Regions from separate parts of the Homo sapiens genome. Here region 2 is linked to region 1. A link is a contact called in ENCODE Hi-C data. All regions are on one chromosome and are shown on one strand. The core of a region is the stretch at or near the end of the contact, and the rest is flanking DNA. Distances in the headings are between cores, read along the strand shown.

The links. A loop is a pair of places that touch in the nucleus more often than their neighbours do. Pooled maps may share reads with other maps.
Region 2: a pooled map shows a loop between it and region 1 (4-fold over the local background). The contact joins the promoter of GLIS3-AS1 here to the enhancer-like site in region 1. A Hi-C loop is called at or near these places in 1 of 37 single-sample maps with no recorded cell type and 4 of 50 pooled maps.

What each region holds. Positions count from the first base shown.
Region 1 is chr9:3,475,465-3,480,291 of GRCh38, forward strand. All of the region lies in intron 1 of RFX3 (regulatory factor X3), which reads right to left. Among named protein-coding and RNA genes, the nearest start is that of RFX3, 48 kb to the right of the region's middle. RefSeq lists enhancers at 138-287, 2,807-4,006, 3,029-3,078. Within about 2 kb of position 3,192, at least 7 of the 41 ENCODE cell types and tissues checked have a DNase peak (open chromatin) inside an H3K27ac peak, as active enhancers do.
Region 2 is chr9:3,896,104-3,900,915 of GRCh38, forward strand. It overlaps GLIS3-AS1 (GLIS3 antisense RNA 1), which reads left to right and starts at 2,543. Exons shown (of 2, transcript NR_026663.1): 1 at 2,543-2,856; 2 at 4,730-4,812. It overlaps GLIS3 (GLIS family zinc finger 3), which reads right to left. Exons shown (of 11, transcript NM_001042413.2): 7 at 2,588-2,732.

The DNA of each region.
Region 1 (4,827 bases), core at 1,942-4,441:
ACATGTCCACTAGACAGGGGGCCCTTCCCTGCCTGGCAGCCAAGGCAGACAGAGAGAGAGGGAGAGAGAGAGGACAGCTTATGCTACTATTTCTGCATATCGCATATACAGCGTATGCAATAGCATACGCTATTATTTCTGCATAATATTACAATATTGTTTCTGCATATCAGAGACTTTTAGTACTTTCACTAATTTTGCTACTGCTGCCTAAAAGGCAGAGCCAGGTGTACAGGATGGAACATGAAAGTGGACTAGGAGGGTGACCACTGAAGCACAGCATCACAGGGAGACAGTCAGGCCTCCAGATAACTGTGGGCAGGCTTGACTGATGTCAGGCCCTCCACAAGAGGTGGAGTAGAGTGTCTTCTCTAAACTCCCCTGGGGAAAGGGAGACTCCCCTTCCCAGTCTGCTAAGTAGTAGGTGTTTTCCCTTCGCACTGACGCTACCACTAGACCACAGTCTGCTTGGCAACAGGCATCTTCCCAGACGCTGGCGTTACCGCTAGACCAAGGAGCTCTCTGGTGGCCCTGTCCAGGCATGACAGACGGCTCACACTCTTGTCTTCTGGTCACTTCTCACTATGTCCCCTCAGCTCCTATCTCTGTATGGCCTAGTTTTTCCTAGGTTATGATTATAGAGCGAGTATTATTATAATATTGGCATAAAGAGTAATTGCTACAAATGATTAATGATACTCATATATAATATATATAATATATACATATAATTCATATGATATTCATATATAATCATGTCTATGTAGATCTAGTATAACTCTTGTTGTTTTATGTTCTTTATTACACTGGAACAACTCGTGCCCCTGGTCTCTTGCCTCGGCATCTGGATGGCTTGCTGCCCACAGAATATAATCATAAACATCATCTATAAGCTGAACTTATTAAGTGCCAAGAGAGGATCATCAAATATAGGGCACTGGAAGGTAGCTAGTTTATCAGCATTGATGCAAAGTTTAGTATTTATGGACTGCTTGAAAACAGGGGAAGAGATGAAGTAGCTCAGTGACAGCAATCACCATTAAGATGATGCCATTAAACCAAGTCAATTTTAGAAACTAGAGGCACAGACAAACAGCACCTTATCTCTGCCTTATAAGGTAGTGATGCATTCATGTTGTATTATAAATTCCAGAAGAGAACCATATCTGTAAAACTATGAAGGAATCCATCTTTTATGTATCATAAGCCCATCAATACAACTTTATAAGAATTGCTTTATTCAGTTGTGTTTTAAATAACTGGAGAAAAAAATGTTACAAACAAAAACGCATTTATTGGAATTGACAGGAAGAGGGAAGTTTTTGAAAGAAGGCCAAGAATATTAAAGCACCGGATATTAAGGTGTAAAGCAGTATTTAAAAGCTTGGGCTTTAGTGTTAAACAGACCACAGCTCAAATCCTAGCTCCACCACTTACTACTTAAATGACCTTGGGCAAGTCACTTTCTTTCTTAATTCAATTTTCCCCATCTATAAAATCTAGATAACACACCCTAGTGAGATATTGTAATGAGAAAATGATGTAATACATATATGTCACTAGCTCATAGTTATCATTCAAAATTTATGTAATAATTATTTTCAGTATAATTTTTGTTCTAATTTTTGTTTTACCTGAAACCAAAATTTTCATTACTTTTATAAACACTTCTCCAGACAGCAAAGTATAATTCCAATACAGAATCACAATTTATACTATACAAAAGACATGGATTTAGAGCCTATCCCTAACAAAAACTTCAATCTATTATTCAATCTATTTGTACATGTCTTTCATAATGCCTGTAGTTACCTTTAACCATTCCTCTTTATTTCTTCACACGGATTAAAATTTACCATTAAGTGTCCTTTCATTTCAACCTGAAAGACTCCCTTTAACATTTCTTAGAGTTCGTGAGAATCCTTTCAGTTTTTATCTATTTGGAAACGTCTTAATTTCACTTTCAGTTTTGAAGAAAAGTTTAGCTAAATAGAGAATTACTGGTTGACAGTCTTTTACTTTCAATGTTGAAAATGTCTTCTAGCCTCCAGGGTTTCTCGTAAGTCAGCTATTAAGCCTATTGAGGATTCCTTGTAACAAGTCATTTTTCTCCTGCTACTTTCAAGATTTTTCTTTAAATTCAACTATGATGGGTCTAGGTATGGATCACTTTGGGCTTATTCAACTTGGATTACAGTGAGCTTCTTGGATGTGTAGCACAGAGTAATATTTTTCAGCAAGTTTGGAAAGTTTTCTGCCATTTTTTTTTAAATATTCTTTCTGCCTCATTCTCATCTTCTGGGAATCCTATAATGTCCATGTTGGCACAACATTTAATGGAGTCACATAAGTCTTTTGAGACTCTGTTCATTTTTCTTTCTGATCCTCACATTGAACAATCTCTATTGACCTAACTTCGAGTTAAAAGATTCCTTCATTTGCCAATTTATATCTGTTGTTGAGCTCCTCTAGTGAATTTTTCATTTCAGTTATTATACTTTTAAGCTCCAGAACTTCCTTGTTTTTTAATAATTTCTATCTTTATTGATACTCTTTCTCTGGTGAAACACCATTCTGATGCTTCCCTTTAATTCTTTAGACATGGTTTCATTTAGTTCTTTGAATGTATTTGTAATAGCTAACTTAAAGACTACAAAGTCTAAAATCTAGGCTCCCACAGGGACTTTTTTTGTTCGTTTTTTATTATTTGTCTCTGTGTGTTTTATTTCCTGTTTCTTTGCATTTCTCAATTTTTGTTAAAACTGAACATTTTAGGTAATATATTTTAACAAATCTCATATCAGATTGCTCCACATTATTCCCCTAAATTTTTTAATCATCAGTGTGTTGTTTTTCTTGATGCTGATTCTTTAGTACTTTCATGAACGAATTTTACAGATCCTGTATTCCCCGTAGTGTGTGGCCACCGAGTTCTCTGCTAGAACTTTTTTTTTTTTTTTTTTTAGGATCTTGTTTTTATTTGTAAGCCTGGCTTCCAAGAAGTCATACCTGGACCAGTAAAATGTAGTAGTCAACCAATGATCATTTAAAAGATTTCCTTAAATGCTTTGCCTATATGTCTTCTACCTTTTGCCAAAGAAATCTTCATGAGAAGTCATACCTTCAAACTTCAGGAAGCTTACAAATAGCACTGATTTTCACTTCCTGCTTACACAGTGCCTCAAGATCAGTCAGAGGTGACATTCTCCTTTCCCAGGTCATTTCCGGGCATGTGTACAGACTTGCACATTGTACAGCCTTTTAAATACCCAGGAATATGCCAGAGCTTTCCAAAGTTCCCTATAGTTGGCTAGTTCTCCAGACTTTCCTTTTAAATTCCTGGCCAGATTCTTCCTTTGCCTCAACTGAAATCACAGCCTTAGGCAATTGACATTTTGCCAACAGTTTGCTATTGTTTCAGTAATGCCCTGGGGGTAAGCTTTTTCTTCCCCCAACTGAGCTGAGTTCAGAGTCAAATCAAATATCCAGCCACTCTCTCTGAAAAGAGTTTTCCCAGGGAGCTGCAAGTTGGGACAAAATATTAACTGTGCTCTGGGGATAGTGCCTTCAATGGGGCTCCAGAAGTGGTCAGCTCTCTCCATTGTCTGCAATACTGCCAGCTTTTAGCTACACCACTAAGCTGGAGAGAGAGATGAGAATAACCCCAAGTTAAAATATCGCAGACCCCACTGGTCTTCCCAAGATTCACTAGTTTTCTCTTGGACAGATGATTTTCAATTCATACTCCTGCTTAATTGCCAGAATTCTAAAATGGCTGATTTTCATTATTTTACCCATATTTTTGTTGTTGTATAGGCAGCACAAATTCACTGAGGCCCTCACTCCACCATTCTGGAAGTTGATCAAGTTCTGTAATATTCTGAATTTATAATTTTCAGGACAAAAAGATCTTAACCAAAAAAAACAAACCCTCACTTAGTTTGATTTTTTAAAAATATACTTAAAATTTTTAGATCACTGATTCTTATCTCTAATAGAAACTTATGAAAAAAATCTGTATTTCAGTACTTAAATGAGAGTGAAACAGATCTGTGAGACAGGAAAAAATAAACTGCATAAACAATTTATCACATCTTTCCTGTTAACTAATATGTGAATCATCAAAAACAAAGGTGATTACTGGTCTCAGAGCCACTCTCAGTCCTAAACGGCCTCTCAAATCTTTTGGGGACAACAGAAACAAGTAAAAGTGAGGAGGAAAGCCTAGTCCATCTTGTCTTACTTGGCTGACTGAGGCCAAAACCAACTATACTCTGATAGTAAGAAATTTTTTTAAAACCACAGAAAACTGGAAGTGGGAAATCGACAGAAAAGAAGAATCAGATACTTGACTTAGGAGGCAACCCTATCTCTTGAGATTTCTCTGAAGAGACTCAGAACAGAGATTGAGTTTACCTCAGATTCACCCAAGTATAGGCCAAAATCGCGGGCTTCTGGAAGAGAAAAGAGTTGTTCATTACTATTTCTCTTTTGTTAGCTGGTATTGGCAAGCCAAGGAAAGACCAAAACTGTCAAGGTAGGCCGAGAAAAGTAAACATCTTTTAGCAAGGCTTTTATTTTCAAGAATATTGTCGCATGTTTCTTTTGCTTTTCTTTTGTTGTGTAACAAACCACCCCAAAACTTACTGGCACAACAACCACCATTTTATTTGGTCATAATTCTGCAATCTGAGCAGGGCTCAACTAGGCAGTTCTTACAGTCATCTTGCTGGTGGTCATTCATACTACTGCTTTCAGCCAGCAGGTGAGAAATGAGATCAGCTAGGATACTAGCATGGCTAAGCATCTCTCTCCATGTAATCTCAG
Region 2 (4,812 bases), core at 1,293-3,792, 420 kb after region 1:
TTCCTTTTGCACCTTTGGCATTTTTCATGGTTTGGCTTCTTTCCATAGATCTAGGGCGAAGGTTTGCAGTGGATGTTAATATGCACTCCACACAAGCACATTTCTAGAACTTTAAAAGAAAGGCTTAAATTTTTGTTTTGTAATTTTTTCCCCTGCCTGGTTCTGCCTCTTGGTTTGTTGCCTACTCTGCAAAACAAAAGGCGTAACATTTTTTTAAAAGGAAGAAAGTTAGAAAGCAAAATCATACCTGAGGGAAGGAGGAATAAGGAAAGAAGTAGGGCCCGAGCACAGTGGCTCATGCCTGTAATCCCAGCACTTTTGGAGGCCGAGGTGGGTGGATCACCTGAGGTCAGGAGTTTGAGACCAGCCTGGCCAACATGGTGAAATCCAGTCTCTACTAAAAATACAAAAAACTACCCAGGTGTGGTGGTGCACACCTGTAGTCCCAGCTGCTAGGGAGGCTGAGGCAGGAGAATTGCTTGAACCTGGGAGGTAGAGGTTGCAGTGAGCTGAGATGGTGCCACTGCAGTCCAGCCTGGTTGACAGAGTGAGACTCCCATCTCAATTAAAAAAAAAAAGAAGTAGAGAGGGTAAACTTTCACAGTCATAAGGTACCTGGAGAAGTAAAATTCTGGGAACAAAGTTGAGCAACATGATCATCTGCATGTTTCAAGTGTTCTCAAGAGTTACGGAAAATGTGGGTCAACCTGAAGACACTCCACTGATGGCTGGAGCAACTTAGGTATCCTTGCCCCTTAGGAGGCAAACCTACCACAGCCGGAGGCTCTAATTCCAGAGCTCAAAATCTTTTTGAGGACCGAATATAGAATAGAGTCATGGACAAAAAGTGGACATTTGCTTGGAATGACAAAAACATTTCAAGCTGAACCTTAAAATATTTAAAACTCTAAAGCTTTAAAAACACTACCAGACATATAAAAACAGACACCAAGACAAATGTGACAGTTTCGAAAATGAGCCATATGCTGTATGCTACATACAACAAAGGTGCTAATGTTTTCCATAGATATGGATAGCATTGCTTCCCAAACCCATTTCTGAGAGGATTAAATACAGCCAGACTAGCCCATCACTAGAAACCATTTATATTGTATGTTAGGCCATTTTTCAATCACTTCTGGTTAGTGTTGACTGTTGACTATTGGGTTCCAGGTCTTAGTAAGATCATAGATTAATGAACTGAAGTAGTAGGGGAATGCTTTATAGGCTGTTTAAAATTGTTTGCTAATTTAATGTGCTGAAATAAATGTTCATATATCAAATACTGAACAAATCAGACACACAAAAACAAAAGCTAGTCATGGTTTTTCATATATATATATATATTTAATACAAAATATTTATGTATGTGTTGGTAACACTGCACATTGATATATTTGATGTCTGTATATGAACCTGTACCTGAAACCTCTGTAAGTTTGGTCAACCCTTCTTCGTCTCATCTCCCTGTGTCTCAAAAAGCAGAGGCTATGTTGTCCCCAACAGTAAGTGCTTAAAGCAACTGATAAAGGTCCAATGGGCCATGATTAAGGCCCAGTTTTGATGACTGATGCTCTTGCAATACTTGCTTACTGCCCTTTCTCTCTGCATCTGAATCAACTGAGAACTGTCAAATTTAAAACGTTGTACAAGGATGTCTTTCTCCCATTCCACTGCAATGCATCTGTAAATTTTAAATTCTAATGGCTTATTCATACTTTTCGAAAGAAAAAAACAGTCTGCTGCCAAACCTGGCTCTGGAATCAGATGGGGGTGGGGGTAGTATCTGCAACCCACAGAAAATAGAAAATTCTCATTGTCTGGAATGTGGAGCTGGTAAATCTTTTTTCTCATCTTCATAGCATGACTGTAAGAGTGTTCCATATGTAAGGACAATCACTAATTATGTTTGCATAAGTATATCACCATTACAGAGAGTAGAAAATGCATAAAAATCCAGGCTGAGTAAAAGAAAAATAACTTCCTTATGGTATATTAATCTTTTCTTATTTTTTTTGTTTTTTACTACATACATGTAATTTTCCAAATATAGTCACCTATTATTCAAACCTAGGCAGATGGAAGGTGGTCTGGGAGTGTCATCCCATCTCCTTTCCCACAATGGTTGGCAAACATGAATGAACATTCTTATAAGTTGGTTTGCTGATGTGAAAATTTCCTTAGAGACCTGGGGCTTCCTTTTAAAACATAAAGATGACAACAACTGTTTCATTAAGAAATCCACACGCAGCCTGCTACCTGCTTAAGGAGGAAACATTTCCTTCGAGTCTAAATCAAGTGAGTAAATGTAACATAACTGCGAGGGTTGGGTACACTGAATTTCTGGCAGAAGTCCATAACTAAAAGAGGTAATGCATTATTTTATTTTATTTCTTTATGAGAAAAAACAATCTGCTGCCACACCCAGCTCAGGAATCAGAAGGGGTGGAGAGCAATTTGCAGCCCATTGATAAAGAACAACACAGACGATCTTAGGAAAATTTTTCTCACGTGAGCATTCCTTTTAACCAGAGTAAAAGGCCTAAAAAAGGGTAGTTGTGGTTGGCTCTGCCTTTGCTGTCTTTACCTGAATAGAGGTCAGGCCCGGGTCCAGGGGAGCGTCCCACGGTCCCTTCAGCAGCAGCATCTCTAGGGGAAGTGGCCGGCTGCAGGGACTGCACGGTGAGGCAATCTGTGAGCAGGTCTGGATGGAGCTCTGTGCTGGACCGCAACTAAGAGGACAAAACGGAAGAGACATCGATAAGGAGAGCCGGTCCTTGGAATATTTTCCTGGGAAGGCATCATGCTCTATCAGTGCAACTCAGCCCACAAAAATTTATCAAGCAGCAACTACGGGTAAGGCACAGAGCTTAACAGAGTGTCAATAAAAGGATCAGTTCTCCAATCCTAATAACACCTGGCAAGAGCTTCTGGAAAAATGTGGCTAGAGGCGGATTTGACTTCAGTCCTTGATATTTCCACTTCTGGCAACTCAACTTCCTATTATACTTCCTTTTATTTGCTCCGTATCTTATCAGAACTTGTAACGATAACAACAACAAACTCAAGTAGATTTAGTCCATCTTGGAAAGTGCTTTTAAAATAGAAACACTGTCATGAAAACATCCCAGAGATGATTAAGAAATGCCCATTGAGATTTAACTCCTATAGATTTTCCATGAAAGGAAAATACTCAAGTTAAATTTTAATATATTATGGCATGATTCAAAGATAAAACAATGTGATTAACAGTAACAAAACTCCAACAGTCAGTTACATAAAAACAGAACAATTTAGATCTTATACATTAAAGAGTTACATGTAAAAAAAAAATCAAACAATAAAAAATGCTAAAATAAACTAGGTGAAAAGTTATCTGATCTTTTAATGAATAAGAATTTTTTAAGTGTAATTGAAATGGAAAAAAAAAACAATGTAAGATTTAGTGACATAAAAATATTAACGTTCTGCTTGTACAAAAACATAATACCTTAAAAGCAATCTAGAAATGTATTTGTTACAAATATTGCAAATGGTAATCATCTTTGGTATTTAAAGAGTGTGTGTATAAATGGATTTTATAAAGACAAGACTAAACCTTTAGATATAGAGCTAGAGTATGCTTATGCAGTCAACAAATATTTATTAAGTGTTTGTTACATACTTCTCTAGACCCTAGGAATACTGACTGCTTTTGTCAAAGTTAGACTCTAGATGGGGAAGCAGATGATGAACAAATAAAACATATACAACCTCAGATGGTGATAAATGCTATGGAGAAAAGTGATGCGGAGAAGCGAGACAGTGAGTAGGAATAAGGGGTGGCAGCTTTAGATAGGAGATCAAGGAAAGCCTCTTGAAGATGGCATTTATAAAAAGCTTTGAAAGAAGTGAGGAATAAGCCGTACAGACCTATGGGGGAAGAACCTGCCTACCCTGTGGTTGTGCGGAGAAGTAAGAGTCAAGCAGGGTGAGCCTGGGGCCTGGGGAAGAGAAATAGAAGATGAAACCAGAGATAAAAGGTGGGGAGGTGGAAATGGGAAGGAGACGTTGGATAAAGCCTTGACTTGAACAGAAACTGTTAAAAAAAAAAAAAAAAGGAGAAACAGAAATGATAATAAGCGTGAAAAATGTTTGCACACTTGCAAAGAAGTGCAATGTTAAAACGTCTTTTTACTTGCTGAATTATCAAAAACTTAAAAAAAAACAGTAATGAAGGTACAGTGAGAGAGGCATTGTTCAACAATGTTCATAGGAGTGAATATTGGTACAAACAGTCTAGATGGTATGTGGGAATATTTTTTCAAGGTCCATAATTGAAATAATTTGATTCTAGAACTTGTCTTAAGGAAATAGCCAGAGGTGTTAAAGAAGATTTGTACCCCCCCCAAAATATACACATATATATATAAAACAAATAGCATTATTTATAGCAATACCTAATCAGAAAATGTAACTTAAAATGTCTTAAATGTCCACAAATAGGGCTAATCAATGATTTTACCTCAATTTGATGGACTATTATGCAACCATTAAAATGGTATTCATGAACATAAAAGCAAAACTCAAAGTTTTATATATATACAAAATGATAATTACATAAAAATACACAGACAAAATATCAGAAAGTAATATAATTGAACATTACAACTGATTTTTGCTTTCAGTAGTACTATTATGAATTTATTTCCTTCCCTTTTTTAAAGTCCTTTCTTCTGCTTTCTGTAAGGTCCTCTGAACGGGCCACACCACGGTTGAGCCATTGTGACCCCTGCGACACACAGGTCCAGGCCTCCTGGAGTCACAAAGCTT